2 separate regions of the Homo sapiens genome follow, and region 1 is linked to region 2. A link is a loop called in an ENCODE intact Hi-C map of the cell type or tissue named here. Cell type or tissue: endothelial cell of umbilical vein. All regions are shown on one strand. Each heading gives the region's core, and the rest is flanking DNA. Links, peaks and the distances in the headings are about the cores only.

Region 1 (10,742 bases), core at 1,280-9,279, 400 kb before region 2:
AACCCAAGTTTTCCTTTAGGCAAAAAGATATTTTCTCATTATTACAATTTTAATGAAACCAGTTTTTAAAATACTCACTAAATGTGAACCATGTTTGTTGCAGTTCAAAGTACATGCTTATGTTAGTCTGAATCCCGATGTCATAGATAGTTAATACAGAACTTGGGCGTTCCTGAAGATTGGTGTACTGCTGGTAACAGTGCCATATTCCTTGAAAAAGAAAGAAAAACAGAATAATATAAAATATGATTTTCTGAAATAGGAGCTATATGTGCTCATCATACATATCTATATGAAACTGATCAGCATGGTAATTTCTGCAAAGGCAAGACACATATTTACACAGCAAATATTTTATTTGGATCCAATAGTCTAAACATGCTACTGTATTTGATATAAATGTTTTCAGTATTTGTCTTGATAATTATGGCAACATCTGGCTTTAAATGTCCTTTTGACTAGAAATGACCTTAATGTCCATCAGTAAGACATCATGATATATTTGTTCAGTAGAAAGATGCGTCAAAAACTCCTCCTAAGGTTTATACCTAATACGAATTTATGATTATCCATTTATTTATTTATCCTTGCAATTCTATGATTTTTGAGGTTATTTTAATAGATGTAACAAGTTTAGGGTTGGCATATTTTTAGTGAACTAAATCATTTTTATCCATAACATTGTCATTCTAAAATCTGTTTTGTCTGATATTATGTCTTCTTCCACTTTCTTTTGTTATTGATTGCTAGTATATTCTTTCCATCCCTTCACTTGCAAATGTTCTGTTTCCTTACATGTTGTATAACTTTTATAAATAATTTATAGCTCCAATTTGTATGTGTATATTTTAATCTGACCTGACAATCTCTGTATTCTAATTGGTGAGTTTAACATATTTATACTTTATATACTGATATATTTATATTTGTTTCTATGTTCTTAATTTTGCTTTTCGTATTCTACTTTGTGTCTATACTTCTTTTCTTCCAATTCTTGTCTTTTAAAAATTGATGATTTTTTGTTTGTTTACTTATATTCCATTTTTCTTCTCTACTCTTTTTGAGCAATCTACTCTATTTTTATAATAGATTACCTTGAAAATCTGTTCTTTTTTTAATAAGCCTAGAGTCAATATGTTAACAAGGAAATACAAGACCTTAGTTACTCAATAATCACCCACTCTAATTATTGCTCAATAATTTTGTTATGTACATTTTAAATAAATTAGTTAGCATGTAGGTAAAGCTAAACAAATTTTGCCTGCATAAAATAATAATTTTAGTGTCCAATGTCTAAAGCAATTATTATTTTATGCAGGCAAAGTTTGTTTAGCTTTACCTAAAAGCTTACTAATTTATATTCTTTGCTCACTATGTTTTCTTTTTTTTATTTTTTATTTTTGTATTACATCTCATATATTTCTGTGGAATCATTCTCCTTCTTCTGTCTCTCATAGCTGCATTCAATCCATCAGGAAATACAGCTATTATACAAATAAAAGCATGTATGGCCACCCTCAAGAGTTTCTCTCATTTGGCATATAAATTTCTGCAATCATCTCCTTACTGGTCTCGTTGCTTCCACTCTTGCCTCACCATGGTCTATTCTCAACACAGGGACTAGGGCAATCATTATATCTCATCTCTTTGCTACCCAAAGCCCTACATTGCCTCCCTGTTTCATTCAGAGTAAAAGCTTAGGTTTTATAATAATCTGTAAGGCTCTGCCCCCTTCATAAATTCTATGACCTCATCTCCTACTATTTTTTCCTTTACTCAGTACACCCATCCACACCAAGCTCTCAGCCACTTCTTCAACACACTCTTATGTTATAAGGCCTTTGCTCCAGCTGTACCCACTGTCTGGAACTTTTCCTTCATCTTAACTGTCTAACTCCATTGCTTCCAAGTGTTTTCTTAGATATTTTCCCCAAAAGAGCCCTCCTGCTAATACTGCCATTTTCACTCCTTGCCCTACCATGGCATTCTCAATCTCCCCTTACCTGCTCTACCTTTTCTTTTTTCCATAGCAATAACCACCTTCTAAGATATATATTACTTAGGCTATGAGCATCATGAGAGTAAGAACCTTAGTCTGTTCCTTTACTGTTGTACATCAAGAGTCTAAAATAGTGTCTGTACACAGCAGCTGTTCAATTGATATTTGTTGAATAAACAGAATAATGTATGACTAGATGTGGATTTCTCTTCCTTTACTCTCCTTAGTATAATGAGGGCTTCCTATATCTATGGATCCATGGTTTCATCGGTTCTAGAAAATTCTCAGCCAAGAGCTTTCAAATATGGTTGATATATGTTAGGCCTTTCTCAACCTATTTTCTATTTCTTTGAACCACACAATCATATTTTTGTCCCCTTGTTACATTCTGCTATATTTTTGGTAATTACTTCAGATTCATATTTCAGTTCATTAATTCTCTATTTTGCTGTTTAGCTTATCAATTAGTTTTTAATCTAACATTTTTATTTTGAAAAGTTCTATATGGCTCTTCTTCATGTATGCCTGGACGTTTTTGTTGATTTTTATTTTTGTTGCCCAAGCCTTTAATAAATGATACTCCATGTCCATGAATGAATGAATTCACTTTTTTTTTTTTGAGACAGAGTCTCGCTCTGTCACCCAGGCTGGAGTGCAGTGGCACAATCTCAGCTCACTGCAACCTCCGCCTCCTGAGTTCAAGCAATTCTCGTGCCTCAGCCTCCCGAGTAGCTGGGACTACAGGTGTGTGCTACCATGCCCAGCTAATTTTTATATTTTTTTTAGCAGAGACGGGGTTTCACCATGTTGGCCAGGATGGTCTCAATCTCTTGACCTTGCGATCCACCTGCCTTAGCTTCCCAAAGTGCTGGGATTACAGGTGTGAGCCACTGTACCTGGCTGTGATTCTATCTTTAATTCTTTAAACCTTTCATGCATGGTTATTTCATGTTCTATATCTTTCTTTCTTGATTTGTTTTTGTCTTTTGAGACAGAGTCTTATTCTGTTGCCCAGGCTGGAGTGCAGTGGCATGATCTCGGTTCACTGCAACCTCCTCCTCCCAGATTCAAGCAATTCTCCCACCTCAGTCTCCCAAGTAGCTGGGACTACAGGTATGCACCATCATGCCCAGCTAATTTTTGTATTTTTAGTAGAGACAGGGTTTCACCACGTTAGCCAGGTTGGCCTCCCACTCCTCACCTCAAGTGATTGGCCGCCTCGGCCTCCCACAGTGCTAGGATTATAGGAGTGAGCCACTGCAGCCAGCTACATGTTCTATATCTATTAATTCCCATATTTGAATTCTTGGAGACCTCAATCTCATGTTTATAGTATCCACTGATTTTCACACAGAACTGTTTTCTTGCAGGTCAGGTAGTCTCGGACTTTATTGATCTGAATCTGTGAAAACCTGGTGATGTTAATTGAGGAAACTTTCATCTAGAGGAGATTTACATTTGTTTATTTTGGCAGTCAAAGGGTACTAACAAACTGGGGTCATTTTAGACATTTCTAGGATGCCAGACTTACTCCAGGAGTTTCAGGTATGATCCCCTGTTCTGCTGCCAACTCAGGTCTAAGTCTCCCGATCCCAGCACTGCTATGGGTTACCCAGTGCTTCCTGCTTGGTTCCCCGCTTTGATTTTAGCTCATGAGTTATTTTTTTCATTTGGAGGAGATTTCCTTTATTTCCTAAAGTTTATCAAAACAATGTATTATATAAAACAATACAGCGCAATCCTCTTTTTAATGTCACGATTTCATAGCAAGAAGGCCCTTCAGACAGTTTACTTTCCTCCTACTAGTGAATGTGAAAGTCTAGACAATATTTTCCAATTTCTCTTTCTTTGCTTTCTCTCTCTTGTCCTAGATTTTTAAAAATTATGATCTCTGGACTTCAAGTCCTCTTTCCTCAATAATATTCCTGAATAACAATAATATCAGCAACAACAAAAATAGACATTATTTATTGAACATTTACTATATGCTAGCAAAATCTAAGTACTTTATAAGCATTATTTTGTTTAGTAGTCACATATTCCTGTTATATGATTGAGAAACCTATGAATTAAAGAAAACTGTATGCTTGCAGAGGATCATACAGTTAATATGTGATGAATCTGGGATCGTGCCTTTTTCATACCTTAAATAGATGCTCATAAACCAAAGTGTTATATGTCTTCTCCTGTATACCTCTTAACCTGTTCTGGCCAATGAGAATTGTTCCATTGCTGTTCATAAACACTTGCCCACAAACAGTCTGGCTTTTTCTCTGCTCAGTATGACACATCCACATTGTTATTTGCTCTAGTAAATGGGCTGCTGTCAGTAGGAAATTTCAGTAGAAAAAATTGGTTTCTCATGATATGTAGAAAGTCAATTGTCCAGGATAGTAGCAGAGGTCAGTTACATGTAGTCTTATTTTCTGACACTCCTCAACCTAACTGGACCTTTCCTCCCTCAGTAAATTACTGTCAAGCTTACTTCCTACACCATTAATTTTTGGGTTAATACTATCTAGGGAGTCAATAGGGAGCGAAAATTAAGTTGTTTTACCTGCACTTTTTATATGTTGACCATGTTTCTCCTTTTTGCCATTGTCAAAACTGCACTACAGCCAATCTCAGATTTTTCTTGCTACTTAAGACATCAGTTAAGTCAATAGCAGACTTTACTGCCCTTTCCTTCCTGATGACAATGCAAGAGTGATTGAATCACAAGCCCAGACTCTCCAGTGGCAAAGGGCAGAGTTTATTTTAAGCTCCAAGCAGGAACACAAAAACAAGATGTTTAAACAACTTTTTTTTTTGCAGTTTCTGATTAGGGCATGAAAGTTCTTGTGTTCCTGGACCAGACTGATCCACCTCTTATTTGTTACCTGGCTGTGCTCAATAAGAAGCTCAGGTGGGATGCAAGAGGAGCCGTACAGCAGGAGCAGATAGGGAACACCTGAGAAGTCCAAATGATTTACTAAAAACTCATTGGAGATAATGAGGAGGGTAATAACAATAACCCAATGCATACTGATTGTCAGCTGTGTTCCAGGTACTGCTCTAAGAGCTTTATATTCATTGTCTCATTTAATCCTTAAGATCCTCTGAGATGAAGATACCATTATTATGCTGATATTATAGACGAGAATACCAGGTCTTTTAACCACCAACAAACTTCCAAAGTTACCCAGTTGTATGTTATGGAGCTGGATTAGAACACAGGCTAACTATACAACCTGCAGATTCAACTGCATTCTTATATGTGCAAAGCTCTTCTTCATTGAATGACAGAAATAAGAGATTGTTATTTTTGATGTCTACTACCATAAAACTGTTGTCAGTCCAAATGGTGCCGTAGGGGAAATCATTCTTTTAAATAGAAACATCTCAAACATTCATATAATATATTGGCTCATACCTTTTTTAGAAGACTGAAAGGAAGCTTCCACAGGTGGTATATACTGTTCCACGTGAGACACTTTAATTCATATGTAGAGCTCACATTATACCTGATATGTATTGTTTTGGGGGGATCAAGTTTGTGATTAGATTTCAACCTTGATTTTAAAAATTGTATTTGTATAAATTTATGGGGTACGCATATAATTGTGTTATATGTATATATTGCATAGTGGCTCTTAGTGTATCCATCACCTGAATGACATGCATTGTATCCATTAAATAATTTTTCATTATCCACCCCCTTCCAGTCGTCAACCCTTCCACGTTCCCACTGTCTATTACTCCACACTCTACGTCCACGTGTACTCATTATTTAGCTCCCACACATTATTTAGCTCCCACACATTATTTAGCTCCCACAGACAGTACTGTAATTCTCCATACAAAAGTGTAATTCGGAATACTTGCCTCTAGAGGGCAATGCTTCATTGTGGAGTACCAATTATTAAACGGTGTGACAGCACCTGGATTAAACGTACTAAGTTGAAAGAGAAAAATAGATCACACTTCTGTAACTTTTCGGACCTGGCCTTTGATCGGATAGAAACGTTAAAGAAATAAAAGAAGTTGTCTGAAATGTTTTTCATTAATCTAAAAGGATTTCTTTTTACCTCCTTCTTAGTATCCATGAGGCAGGAGACCAAAGGCTGGTAGGGAAAAGAGTAAAATGTTCTGACAGCATTTTTTCCCCAAAGATACAGGAAGAAAAAGTTACAGAGACAATATATGCAAAATGAAATATTTTTTCTAAGTTTAAAGCTTTTTTGAGGGTAAAGAATAATTAGATCCACTGAAAACAAATGCTTTCTGGTAACTGATAACAGCGATTGAAAATAAAAGGATTATTCTGATATTTGATAATTTGAAGAGGAGTGATACCTACCATAACCTATAATTCCAATCACACCAATCATGAAGACCCAGAAGAGGCATCCAGCTATGAACCTCAGAAGTATCAAAAATATCCAACTAAGGACCATGGCAATCGTCAGGCCACTAGAAAAAACCCACAACAAACACAGTGGTCAAGTGTGCTAAACACAGCATATTACAAACATCAAGACAAAACTTTTTTTCTATTCAAAATTATTCTTAAATTCTTTTATTTTACCTGGCTATAGAAACATTAATAATGTTAAAAAGTGTAAACAATGATTTCCATTAAGACTTTCATATGAAAGAATAGGATCATCAGGGACTTTATACAGAACTCATCTTCATGTACCTGGGTAAACTGAAGTCTAGTATCAGTCATTGTTCAAGGAAAAATACAATTTCTCCAACTACAATTTTGATTTATTGGAGACAGTTGCCATGTCTTATTTTTTCCCTTCCTACCTATCTACTAGGTCATAAATTGTGAAATGTATTCATGATGAATTTGTTCTGTTCCATTTACTTAGTGACTGGTGGAAATCTTCTATAATATGGCTATCTAGAAGTAAGAGAATCATTTTGGGGCAGAAAGATAAGAAAAATAACTGGCCATCCCCGGAGCCCATAATGCTGTAGTCATTATCACTATGGTCTAATTATCTCTAGGAGTTTGTGATGCCTTATGTCATCCAGACTTCTATTCCAGCTCCCCAGTGATCTGTGGGCCATTATTTGGAATCATGATAAGGCTTCTGTGTCTCCAGGGACATGTGACTTTATCAAGCAATTAACAGCACGACTATCTTCTGTCAGCTTTAATTTCTTCTTAGAGCTTGACTGAACTACTAGAGAAGCTTCTTTTCCTCCCATATATCCAGGTTAAGGTCACATTGGAGTCTTCTAATGTAATTTCCTCAAAGAGAACTCATTAAGATCGGAAAGTTGGCTGACTGTTCTATTAAGAACTGATATGTCTGGTGCTATCTGTAAGTTTCCAAACATAGCAACAGACAGAGTGTAGTACATTTATTAAGTTATTGTCTCAAGTGTTATCTTTTTATTATAAAAAATCTCAATAATTACTGTCACTGGATAGATGACAACACAGTATTGAAGTATCATGGTCTTGCAAAGCCTGCGCTTTTAACTTGAGAAGTCATTCCCTCTTAAAATCACGGACACTTTAATGCTTAAATATTCAATATGATTGAAAGATTATTCCATGGCCTAGCCCAAGGGAAGTATTCAGAAATGTCAGAGGAAAAAAAACAAAAAATACAGCTATTTTAAGCGTATCAATACTTTAGATTTATATTTATAAAATAAATAAGAGCAGAAGAATTGAAAATAAAGGGAGATGTTCATGTTTTACTCTTATGAGTGGTGCCTGGGTGGAGAGGGTTTCATTGTGTGTTTTGGGGGTGAGGTAGGCAGGATAATCTATCATAATGTACACTTGTTCAGGTAGGTGTGAAAAAGCCAAATGAAGAAGAAGCGTGGAAATTATCTAGTGACATTTGGGTCTGACAATAGGAGAATCAATTTAAATACTGTCGAGAATAGACTACAATCTCTGCTGGAGATAAATCCTAACATACTAACAGTAATTACTGTAATTGTTTAGGACAAAGCATCAAAATGAGTAAAATCTCATAAAGTGATCTAATTTTACAGCTCTAAACACCACACACTAGTATCTCACACAAAATACAACTTAGACTTTATTATGCATCATATAGTTACATGCATCTATCTTGCTCCACTAGTGTTTTTCGTACTCTTCCCTGAACCACATTTTTTTTGTGCTGCTACATTCAAGGACCCATATAGAAGTTAGGAAAACAAAGATGAGTTAGACATAGTTACTATTGTAAAAAGTTCATACTTTATCAGAGGGAAAGGGCCAGGTAAATAAAACACAGAATGGTAGGTGCTATATGGAAGATAAGTATGTGTGTGTATTTATAGGTGTGTAAACACACACATGTACACACATGATGGGTATGAGGAACACATAAGAAGAAGTAAGTAATTACATCTGGGGAAGATAATAAAGGTTATAAATGATACTAAAGCTGATTTTTAAAAAGGAGGTGCAGTTGTCCAGGACTCAGTACCAGGAAAGGAAACAGAATGTGCAAATTTACAGGATTTGATAGTCTAGGGATGGGCACATTATTTGATATGTTTAGAATATAGTGTTAACCAAGAAACTTGGGTGGAGATGAATCTGAGAAACTAAATTGGGCTAGGTTTTAAAGGGCCTTAGAAGTAACTGAAAAAGTTTTAATTTTAGTCTTTGACCATTAGGGAACCATGGGAGCTTTTAAGCACTGGAGGGTGACAAAAGAGCCAGACAGTAATGACAGTCTTAAATGGGTCACACATTTACCCATTCCAGTCCAGTGACTACATTTCCTTAACTTTCTAGGAATGCAACTCTTATGCCTGAAAATGTTACATCTCCTCCTCCTTGTTATCTATACATATATATTTATGTATCGCATATGTAGCTATGTAGCTTTCATAACTACAATGACTTCTGGTTATGATGAATACCAATCATTACGTGGAAGGGATGTGTTGAAAAATAGGAACGATCCTTTTAAAGTCAAGGGAGGGACGAATTAGAAAAAAGAATCTGAGAAACAATCCTGCCTCCACAGTAGCATGTGATGAGAAGCACACGAGTATTACAGATACAGAAGTCCTGCAGATATTGCTCCATGTGACTTGAAGTATATATTCATAGGTACTTTTATTAGTACTTTAGTGAATAAAATTAAAATTTACACTCTGCCAACAGTGGGCATATTTCCAAATATCTTTTCCCTGTCTCACCTCACCTGAAAAAGAAAATGGCAGGAACTGACATCTGAGTGAAATTTGTTATGCCACCAGTACATTTCTTTTATTCATGAATAAAAATATAAAATTTGAAGAAAGAGTTCTACAAAGATAAAATCAGAATGGGGCTGGAGAAGAAACATCTATGTGTTTTCACTTACATGAGAATCCAATACCAAGTTCTTGCATAGTCTTCAAACACTTTCAATCCAAGTGACTTTGCATCAAGAAGTTTATTGATACCACTGCATTGAAAGAAGGGAAAAAATCAATTATTTTTTGATGACCACTAAACAGAAATGTTCTTTTTATGATAAAAGGGATTCTGCAAGGTGCTGTTGAAAGCATGTTTTCAGAAACCATCTATCAGTAGTGACTGTTTTCCTAGCCACAATAATACATAAAATGTCACTTCAGTAAACCTGCAAAGGTAGCTATAGCTGCACGCAGAGAGAACATGGTTTTCAAGAACGGTGAACAAATCCTTTTCCACTGTATGCAACATTCCCTCAATATTGCAGAAACCTCACTGTAAGAAATGAATTTAAATGATAAGATTAGCTTTTAATTTGCAAAACCCATAGTCAAGAATGAACATGATCTTTAATTCCTCTTCCTAATCCTGACAGTAAGGCATGATGGAACACATACTAGAAATTTCACAATCATCACTGTCCAATTTGAGGAATTATCAAAGTGAACACATTTATGTAACTACAACATTGTCAACCCCTTCTTCATGTGCCCCAATTGCAACACCTCTCCCTTCCTCAAAGTAACCACTATTCTGACTTTTGTGATAATTCCTAAGTTTTCTTTTTCATTTTACTAATTATATATGCATCACAGGGAAATAAATTTAACTCTGCTTGTTTTTGACTTTTATATCAAAGAAATCATATTTGTATCATTATTTTGAGACTTCTTTTACACAGATTTATATTTCTGAAAATCATGCAAGCTGCTATTGTATTCTAAATCTGCAGGAACTACACTGTACTAATTATACTCCTAAAGTCTTTTAAGATAAATAAATTTTTAGAATATCTTTTTTATCTATAATTCAACAACTGAGCAATGCAGCGATATGCTGTACACATTTATGTTTGTGCACATGTGTGTATGCGTGCACACAGGGAAATATATTTTCCAGTAACATGGAGCACCATGTGTGTAGAGCCAAGGGACGTGGGGAATTTACTGCATTATACTTAGTACATAGAAATTTGATATGCCACCAATACATTTCTTTATGTCACACTTCTATACCTGTTGATAATGAAAGATTTAACCATTTTGAAAAGCATCATTATTCTTTCTTTCTTTTATTTTCCTTTTTTTTTTTTTAAATCCCAGCTAGTCAGGAGGCTGGGGAAGGAGAATTGCTTGAACCGGGAAGGTGGAGGTTGCAGTGAGCTGAGATATGGCCCCACTGCTCTGCAGCCTGGGCAACAGAAAAAAGCATCATTATTCTTTCTAAATGATTCTGGGTTCTCCCTTACATGTTCTTCTTAATGAATATGTATCAAGCTCTTCAATTCACAGTAACACGTATATTTCATAT
Region 2 (10,742 bases), core at 911-8,910:
AATTCTAGCACTTTAGGAGGCCAAGGTGGGAGGATCATTTGAGGCCAGGAGTTCAAGACCCAGCCTAGGCAACATAGCGAGACCTTGTCTGTACAAAAAAATTTTTTTTTAAATATCCAGGCACGGTGGCACACACCTGTAGTCCCAGCTACTTAGAAGGCTGTGGCAGGAGGATTGCTTGAAACCAGGAGTACGAAGCTAGAGTGAATTATGATCATGTCACCCACTCCAGCCTGACCAACAGAGCAAGACCACATCTCTATTAAAAATAAAAATTAAAGAAGAAGGGAAATTCGTATATAATAGATATTTAATAAATACTTTTTAATTGAAGAGCTGTTAATAACCCAAATCTCTTTTTTTTCTTCATTTGACAGATTCTAAGTTTTCCCATTTGCACAGGAAAGGAAACTCTTCCTTTATTCTTTGGAATATTATTAATTGATTCATTCATTCAGCTTTTCTTGAGCATCTAGTATGAGTTGAAAGAGAATTTATAGTCCATCTAATTCAGTTTTCTCAGTTTAAACCTAAGGAAACTGAGGCCCAGCAAGTTGAAATGATTTAACATAGGTCTTACAGCTAGTACGTGGCGAAATAAATGACTAGAAGCTAGTCTGTGCCTTGCCTTCTAACCCACAGCTTCCTAATTTTACAAAATTCTTACAAGTTTGAGTAGGTGATAGGCAGAGTGATGGCACCCTAGAAACCTATGCAGAAAAAGATTCTAATTACCAAATTCAAAACTTTAGGATATGAAAGAAGTTTCCCTCTGCCTCAGGCTCTCATTGCTTTATATCTGATTTTATAAAACCTTCCCAATTTGTTTCACTGCTTTCATAGTTCCCTCTCTGCAAATTGATTTCACATATCTGTATCAGACCACATGCTAGTTCCCAAACCTAAAATGAATGTTTCATTTCATCAGTCACCTATTTAAAAATCCTGTCTACTTTTCATTGATTACAGAATAGAATATTGATTACAGGGTAAAAGACAGGTCTAGATTCAAATCATGCCTCTACCTTGCCTCTTTCTTCCATAAGCTGTGTTTCAAGCAAATCACTTAAACATTATGACCTTTAATTTCTACAACTGACAAATGGCAATAAGAGAGTTTAAGGTTTCGATATTGGATTTCAGCCAAATATTTAAAAATATCCTTCCCATATAACTTAATTATATGAATAGCAAATGGGAAAAACTAAAGCAGCAAAAAAAGTAAATAGCATTCAAACAAGAGAAAGGTTCATGTCATAACATTCAAAAAATTGTAGCCATCAAAGAAAGACACAAAGAAGTTTTCAAGAATTTACAGAATAAAGCTTAGAACAGTATGGCAAACCTCTTAATGTCATCCTCCAAACAAGCACTTTGTAGGGAAGGTGAGCAAACAAAACTCTGAAAAGTATAACCACCTACTCCTACACTATAACATGGGAAAGGTAGCTTTAGATGAAATATGAGTAACCCTTAGAGGAGACAAAGAATTTTGCAAGGGGGGAAAAGTCCCATCTCAACTAGTTGCATGTTCTACCAGAAAAGGGAACTATTGGAAATCTCCCTTTTGGCATCTTCCAGCTGGGTGAAAAAGGAGAGGATGATGGCAGAACAATCATAAACACCCATAGTTAATTATCTCCAACAATAAATAGTGATATAGCAGAAAGGAAGAAAAAAATAGAAAATAATTAGGACAAGAGTCTCTAAGGGAGGGAAAGTGGAGAAGAAGCATGTGTAGTGCCTGAAGGGAAGTAACCTACATGTACTTCCTATGTTGTTTATTTTTTTCCCAGAAGATAAGAGAGAGGAGCTTGGGAGGAAGAGAAATTGCTACTGGGGAGAAATGGGCAAATATGGAAAGGGAAACATAAAACAAGCTAATGACATTGAAATAGAGAACTCAACAAACAAAACCAAATTCCAGATTACTTTCTTTAAAGCAAACAAAGAATCTGGGCTCCATGTTGATTAGAAGAAATAATCCAAAGCCCAAGAATACTTCTCAGTGTAATGAATATAAACTCCAATAGATTAAGATTTTAGCACAGAAAACATTTACTAAAATTTCAGAAGAGAGTAGAGTGTGGATCCTCCTCCAACTGTACACAGCCACAGTTGAGCTCTTTCTTCCTCCTTGAATCTAAGGTAATAGAAAAGCAAGTGGAATTCACTCACACTATAGCACAGCGAAGAGAAGGCCTAAACAAAACTGCTGTATTTTAAAAGATAAAAAGAAGGGACACAATAACTTTGCAAACACATTATCAGCAAAAATAAATACATATGAGAAAGAAGGATACAAATACAGATGAAAAACCATGCTGGAAGTAAGCAGAACTTCACAAAGAAATAATTTCCAGCCAGTGCTTCATGATATAAAAGTTAATGAGAACATAAAATCAATTTTTAAAGAAATGAGGTGTAAAACAGTATTGAAGATGAAAGGGAAGAACGCAAAGCTGAGAAAACAAACTGAGAACCACACAACACCATTAAAAGCAAGTTAGAAAGCACAAGATATATCTCCATTGAATATAATTTCAAACTCAAAACTCAAATTTAAATTTCTTCTATCCCCAGCCTATGTAAGTAGGAGTTAAATTAGCTTTTCTTTTTCTAGCTCCATCCCCCCAATTTGCTAGTCATTGTTTCTGATATCTGTGGGGAGGAGGGTAAGAGTTGGGGAAATGCAGCACAGCTTTTGTGACAGCTACAGTTGTAATCTACCCGCAGGGCCCTCTGGGTGGCAGAAATACAATAGCTGACTCTGTAGGGTGCCTTTGTGGGTTTCTCATCAATCCCAGGCAATTGGCTTGTCTGCCTCTTTTCTGTCTGCCTGCTGGATTTCTGGGGTCCACCTCTCAGTTCCTGTCCTTCAGGCAAGTACTCTTGGTTACAATCATTTCCATAGGGTCCTTATCAAGTCTCAGAAACATTCACCATTAGCCTGCCACATGAAGAAGTACAGCTCAGTCACAAAGCAGCCACCTGCGTGTTCAGCCGCCAGACTGGGCAGTTCCAGCTACAGCATCTCAGCTTTAGAATATTCACTGGTAAGATGCTCAAGTTCCTGGAGACATGCAAAAGCTTTCCAAGTGGTCCTCTAGAAAAGCCTCTCCTTAACCTTAGGAGAGAGGATTCTGCATCTACCACATTCTGCCTTTTTTCACTATTATTATTATTATTATTACTATTACTGGGCTATCTGACTGGTCCAAATTCAAGGACAGGTGAAAAGACAACTTGGCTTCTACAGAAGGTTGTTTTTACCTGTTTACTCCCAAAGAGTAAATAAACCGTCATTGATAAAAATAAAATAAGAAGAGATCAGTGGATGCAACTCCCCATGCTTTAAGTGTATTTCACAGAAGCTCACCTGAGGTTCAGAGGAATTGGCAACTGCCCAATTTTCCAGGTCAGAGAAAGACATGGACTCGCTGTCTTTCAGGTCCCCAACTATGTCAATACTCAGAAACAACTTAGAACACCAACAGAAGGCATTAAGTCGCCTATCCGGGGAGCCATATTCTTCAGGGTCTGAAATTCTTGCTGTGCCAGCACTGAGGCAATTTCCACTTCTCCGAGCATGCTCTGCAGTGTCTATTTAGGGTATTTGTACCATCAAAAAATACATCCACTTCTCCATCAGAGGCTGGTACTTAAGGTGGGTGAAATGTAAAACACTGTCAATTTCTCACCAAATAAATCTCTTTCTCTTCAACCTCAACTTCTTATGTAGACTAGAGAGGAGTGAATCACTGCAGCTGGCAGAACTAGTTTAGAACCTTGACCTTTGAAAGTTCAACATGAATGGTCTGGTTCCTCTCTTTAGAATGGGAAACATATTGTTTTGTTGTTAACTTTTCCAACAGTGCATCTTGTTGTCTACCATATCCTTTCTTGTATTATTACTGCTAGGGTATCTGTGACTTCCCTAAGACAGAGACAATATCACTCCTTTTTTTGGAGACAGGGTCTCACTCTGTCACTTAGACTGGAGTGCAGCAGCCTAATCTCATCTCACTGCAACCTCCACCTCCTGGGCTCAAGCCATCCTCTCACTTCTGTCTCCCAAGTAGCTGGGACTATAGGCATGCACAACCACACCTGGCTAATTTTTTTTTTTTTTTTTTTTTTTTTGAGACAGAGTTTTGCTCTGTCACCCAGGCTGGAGTGCAATGTCGCAATCTCAGCTCACTGTAAACTCTGCCTCCCGATTCTCCTGCCTCAGCCTCCCGAGTAGCTGGGATTACAGGCACACTCCACTGCGCCCAGCTAATTTTTGTATTTTTAGTAGAGACGGCGTTTCACCATGTTGGCCAGGCCAGTCTTGAACTCCTGACCTCAGGTGATCCACCTGCCTTGGCCCCCCAAAGCGCTGGGATTACAGACATGAGCCACTGCGCCCAGCCAATTTTTGTATTTTTTGTAGAGTTTTTGCCATGTTGCCCAGGCTGGCCTCAAGCTCCTGAGCTCAAACAATCTGCCAGCCTTGGCCTCCCAAAGTGCTGGATTACATGGATGAGCCACCCTGCCTGGACAGTATCACTCATCCTTATTTTCTCTGCAGTGCCTGGAGTCACTGACGACAAATCATAAGCACTTGGGAAATTTAATTTTAAGGAGAAGCCAACTTTTCCCTTCCTGTGCACATATTACCCACCCTTCAGTCCTGGATAAGGCTACCTTTTCCATGAAGAATTCCCTTCTATTTCAGCCCCATTATTTTCTCCGTGTCTCTGAACTCTGAAACTTTGTTCATATGATGCTTATGTCATCATGTAAATTTTTCTTTACCTTGCCTCTTCAGTACAGACTTGAGCTCTTTATGGATCATCTTATACTTACTTCTTTAGAGACATTCTTATAAAATATTCAATAAATATTGAAACAAATGCTGTGCTAACTCAGATAAAAAAATCATCTCAGCTATATGTATTTCAGAAGGAGCTACTTCTTTTTTTTTTTGCTTGTGTTGTGTAACATTAAACTAAAAATAATTCAAACAAGGATCATCCTGAAATGTTAGAGCAAGAGAGAACTTTAGAGATGATCAGTTCCACACAGTTTACTCCATTGTAATGAAGTGGCATCTTACAAATGCTGCCTCCCTTCACCCTCTGCTGACCATTCTAGAAACTGCACCTTTTAAAATCTCATTGCAGAATGACTATCATTCCTGTTTTTCCATGCTCCTGAAATTGTTTTTCAAGAGTCAGGTTTAAATGTGTTCTATATAATGGCACTTGTTCACGCTCCAGAAAAACTAAGACTCTATTACCCACAGGGAATATTTGAGCACTTGAGTTCTAGAGCCAAATTGCTTATGTTCATAAGTTAGTCCTTCTGCTTCTGGCTCAGACAAGTTACCTAACATCTCTGCTGATCAGTTTCTGATCTAAAAAATAAAAACAACAATAATAATGGTGATCTTTAAAAGTTGCTGTGAGGCTAAATCAATTAGTGTCTGCAAAACACTTAAAACAGTTCCCGAAAACAGCAAGCCCTCATTATTATTTGGTGGTGCTGGTAGTAGTTGTGATTAATAACTTTTATACCAATGACAAATATTTCTTGTTTGTTCATTTTAGCAGGCTAAACTGGAAAAGCTATACACACACTCTGATCTATTCATCTTTAAATCCCTAGTATTCAGCATGGTGTCTGGGACATAGTAATTACTCAACAAATGTTTGTTGAATAAAGTTTATAAATAATATGATTACTTAAAATGCAAGCTCTTTGTTCTTTTGGCTTAGGATTGGCTTGGCGATGCGGGCTCTTTTTTGGTTCCATATGAACTTTAAAGTAGTTTTTTCCAATTCTGTGAAGAAAGGCATTCGTAGCTTGATGGGGATGGCATTGCATCTATAAATTACCTTGGGCAGTATGGCCATTTTCACGACATTGATTCTTCCTACCCATGAGCATGGAATGTTCTTCCATTTCTTTGTATCCTCTTTTATTTCATTGAGCAGTGGTTTGTAGTTCTCCTTGAAGAGGTCCTTCATGTCCCTTGTAAAGTGGATTCCTAGGTATTTTATTCTCTTTGAAGCAATTGCGAATGGGAGTTTACTCATGATTTGGCTCTCTGTATGTCTGTTATTGGTGTATAAGAATGCTTGTGATTTTTGCACATTGATTTTGTATCCTGAGACTTTGCTGAAGTTGCCTATCAGCTTAAGGAGATTTTGGGCTGAGACAATGGGGTTTTCTAGATATACAATCATGTCATCTGCAAACAGGGACAATTTGACTTCCTCTTTTCCTAATTGAATACCCTTTATTTCCTTCTCCTGCCTAATTGCCCTGGCCAGAACTTCCAACACTATGTTGAATAGGAGTGGTGAGAGAGGGCATCCCTGTCTTGTGCCAGTTTTCAAAGGGAATGCTTCCAGTCTTTGCCCATTCAGTATGATATTGGCTGTGGGTTTGTCACAGATAGCTCTTATTATTTTGAGATATGTCCCATCAATACCTAATTTATTGAGAGTTCTTAGCATGAAGCATTGTTGAATTTTGTCAAAGGCCTTTTCTGCATCTATTGAGATAATCATGTGGTTTTTGTCTTTGGTTCTGTTTATATGCTGGATTACATTTATTGATTTGCGTATATTGAACCAGCCTTGCATCCCAGGGATGAAGCCCAGTTGATCATGGTGGATAAGCTTTTTGATGTGCTGCTGGATTCGCTTTGCCAGTATTTTATGGAGTATTTTTGCATCAATGTTCATCAAGGATATTGGTCTAAAATTCTCTTTTTTGGTTGTGTCTCTGCCCGGCTTTGGTATCAGGATGATGCTGGCCTCCTCAAATGAGTTAGGGAGGATTCCCTCTTTTTCTATTGATTGGAATAGTTTCAGAAGGAATGGTACCAGTTCCTCCTTGTACCTCTGGTAGAATTCGGCTGTGAATCCAACTGGTCCTGGACTCTTTTTGGTTGGTAAGCTATTAAGCTGGAGGCATCACGCTACCTGACTTCAAACTATACTACAAGGCTACAGTAACCAAAACAGCATGGTACTGGTACCAAAACAGAGATATAGATCAATGGAACAGAACAGAGCCCTCAGAAATAACGCCGCATATCTACAACTATCTGATCTTTGACAAACCTGAGAAAAACAAGCAATGGGGAAAGGATTCCCTATTTAATAAATGGTGCTGGGAAAACTGGCTAGACATATGTAGAAAGCTGAAACTGGATCCCTTCCTTACACCTTATACAAAAATGAATTCAAGATGGATTAAAGACTTAAATGTTAGACCTAAAACCATAAAAACCCTAGAAGAAAACCTAGGCATTACCATTCAGGACATAGGCATGGGCAAGGACTTCATGTCTAAAACACCAAAAGCAATGGCAACAAAAGACAAAATTGATAAATGGGATCTAATTAAAGAGCTTCTGCACAGCAAAAGAAACTACCATCAGAGTGAACAGGCAACCTACAAAGTGGGAGAAAATTTTCGCAACTTACTCATCTGACAAAGGGCTAATATCTAGAATCTACAATGAACTCAAACACATTTACAAGAAAAAAACAAACAACCCCATCAAAAAGTGGGCGAAGGATATGAACAGACATTTCTCAAAAGAAGACATTTATGCAGCCAACAGACACATGAAAAAATGCTCACCATCACTGGCCATCAGAGAAATGCAAATCAAAACCACAATGAGATACCATCTCACACTAGTTAGAATGGCAATCATTAAAAAGTCAGGAAACAACAGGTGCTGGAGAGGATGTGGAGAAATAGGAACACTTTTACACTGTTGGTGGGACTGTAAACTAGTTCAACCATTGTGGAAGTCAGTGTGGCGATTCCTCGGGGATCTAGAACTAGAAATACCATTTGACCCAGCCATCCCATTACTGGGTATATACCCAAAGGACTATAAATCATGATGCTATAAAGACACATGCACACGTATGTTTATTGTGGCACTATTCACAATAGCAAAGACTTGAAATCAACCCAAATGTCCAACAATGATAGACTGGATTAAGAAAATGTGGCACATATACACCATGGAATACTATGCAGCCATAAAAAATGATGAGTTCATGTCCTTTGTAGGGACATGGATGAAATTGGAAATCATTCTCAGTAAACTATTGCAAGGACAAATAACCAAACACCGCATGTTCTCACTCATAGGTGGGAATTGAACAATGAGAACACATGGACACAGGAAGGGGAACATCACACTCTGGGGACTGTTGTGGGGTGGGGGGAGGGGGGGAGGAATAGCATTAGGAGATACACCTAATGCTAAATGACGAGTTAATGGGTGCATCACACCAGCATGGCACATGTATACATATGTAACTAACCTGCACATTGTGCACATGTACCCTAAAACTTAAAGTATAATAATAATAAAAAAAAAATGCAAGCTCTGATTTACACTCAGTCCAAATCTTGACTCTGCCATTTAATAGGTATGAAACTTAACTTTGGGGAGGGATTATTTATGTATTTATTTTTAACTTGTTTAAATTTATGGGGTACAAGTGTAAATTTGTTACATTCATAGATCGTGTAATTGTAACGTCAAGGCTTCAGGGTATCCATCACCTGAATAACATACATTTTCCCCATTAAGTAATTCCTCATCATGCACCCCTGCCACACCCACCCATTCACCCCTCGGAGTCTCCTTTGCCTATCATTTCACTCTCTACATCCATGTTTACACATTTTTTAGCTTCCACGTATGAGTGAGAACATGCGATGTTAGGCTTTTTGTGTCTGGCTTGTGAAACTTAACTTTTCTGAACTGTTATCATATATATAAAATGATGGTGATTACAGCTCACACTTCCTAAGACTGTTATAAGAATTAAGATATTATATACAAGAAAAGCACTTACAATAAGATCTGGCACAGAGTAAACAATAAGTAAATGTTAGATAATATTATTTATAAAGATTTCCCAAAGTAATATTTATAAAGTATAAGCAGACTTGTAAGAGCATCTGACATACCTGAGTTTGAATTCTGACTCTACCATTTGCTAGATATAGGGATTTAAACATGATACTTAGCCTGTAAACCCAAAATCCTGATTTAGAATTCAGATAATACTACTTCCTTTCTGTTTTAAGAAGTAAATGAAATGGAGTGTATAAAACAACACTGTGCCTGAGGAACTGCAATCATTTAATAAATGACTAGTTTTGTTTTGCTGATGTAGTTCTTGTTTTTATTATTAGCTTTGCCAATAAGGAATTTTAATCCAGATAAGAAACAAAGAAATAAATAACTACAGTATAATGCAAGTAAATGTCATGGAAATAATAAAGTTAACAAATGCTTTGACAGTTTATGAGTAGGAATGATCAGTGTGAGCTGCAGTAATAAAGAATACTTTCTGAAACAGATAACATTTCTATAAAAGAAAATAGAGAATAGGTAGATATCCCAGGCAAAAAGAAGTATGACCTCAGGAAAGGTAAACCAAAGCACAAAAGCAGGAAGAACAAGGCTTATTTGAGCAGTAGAGAAAATGGGCACAATTAGTAGATTTATTATAAAGATATTCATCAAATTATTAATCCAGACCTGCACTGACCAATATGGTAATCATTAGCTGTATGTGACTAAAGAGTTCTCGAAATATGGCTAGCATAACTAAGGGACTGAATTTTTAATTTAACATAATTTTAACTAATTTAGATTTAGAAACTGAAACAGTTCATAGGAGCCAGCAACTCCATTCCTCAGTATATATTCAAAATAATTAAAAACAAAAACTCACACCAATACTTGCACAAAAATGTTCATTGCAGCACTATTCACAGTAGCCAAAAGGTGGAAACAACCCAAACATCCATCAATATATGAGTGGATAAGCAAAATGTGGTCTATACATGCTATGGGATATAATTCAGCCATAAAAAGAAATGATCCTGATACATGCCACAACACTGATGAACCTCAAAAAACATTATACTAAGTGAAATAAGCCAGACCCAAAAGGACAAAAATTGCACTTACATTAAGTATCTAGAATAGTCAAAGTCATAGAGAGAAGAAGTAGCGTAGAGGTTACCAGGGGCTAGTGGAAGTGAGGAATGGAGAGTTATTGCTTAATGGGTACAGAGTTTCTGTCTGGGTGATGAAGAGTGTTTGGAAATAATGGTATGGTTGTACAACACTGTGAATTTAGTTAATGACACTGAATTGCAACTGAAAAATGTTTAAAATGACAATATTTTTGGTGATATATATTTTATTACATTAAGAAATTAAGCAGAGTAAAATATTTTTCTGATAAACATATCTTCATTGTATTTAAAGTTTATCAATTCCGGGTCAAACTGGGGGAGTGGAGAAGACAAATTAAAAAATATTTTATTGGGAAAATTTATAAGAATTGAAACATGGGAATACCCACTATACACAGACATGCCTTTAAAAGGACTATCCATGAGATCCCCTTAAATTAGCCTCTTCCAAAAAGATATTAAAATAGTGCTTGAAATTTTAATTCAAAAGTATAGTGAATTTCTTTCCCTCTATTACCTAGTACCTCACTGATATAAATCCGCCTATGCAGTTGACATAGTTTTGCCAAATTATTGTATATTCTCTTGACCTTCCTTCTTAAAATATTTATTATAATTGTGTAATAATAGCTAACATTTACATGGCAATTGTTGTATTAACTCTTTTAATCCTCATGACATCTCTATGCAGTAAATATGATACAAAATAAAAAGACTTA

The links. Peaks named below come from ENCODE experiments on the same cell type or tissue, not always from the same donor. Only the 100,000 strongest peaks of a DNase experiment are listed, where the experiment ranks them.
Region 1: a loop joins it to region 2, with 13 times the contacts of the local background. A loop is called at or near these places in 20 of 110 quality-filtered maps.

Annotation. Positions count from the first base shown.
Region 1 is chr1:75,227,648-75,238,389 of GRCh38, forward strand. SLC44A5 (solute carrier family 44 member 5) reads right to left here. Exons shown (of 24, transcript NM_001130058.2): 11 at 9,340-9,423; 12 at 6,339-6,451; 13 at 79-210. Among named protein-coding and RNA genes, the nearest start is that of LHX8, 99 kb to the left of the region's middle. In endothelial cell of umbilical vein, for the core only: a CTCF peak has its summit at 5,866 (motif pointing right); DNase peaks (open chromatin) are centred at 4,324, 4,704 and 5,874.
Region 2 is chr1:75,627,422-75,638,163 of GRCh38, forward strand. It overlaps a transcript of SLC44A5 not described here. Among named protein-coding and RNA genes, the nearest start is that of SLC44A5, 22 kb to the left of the region's middle. In endothelial cell of umbilical vein, for the core only: a CTCF peak has its summit at 5,136 (motif pointing left); a DNase peak (open chromatin) is centred at 5,130.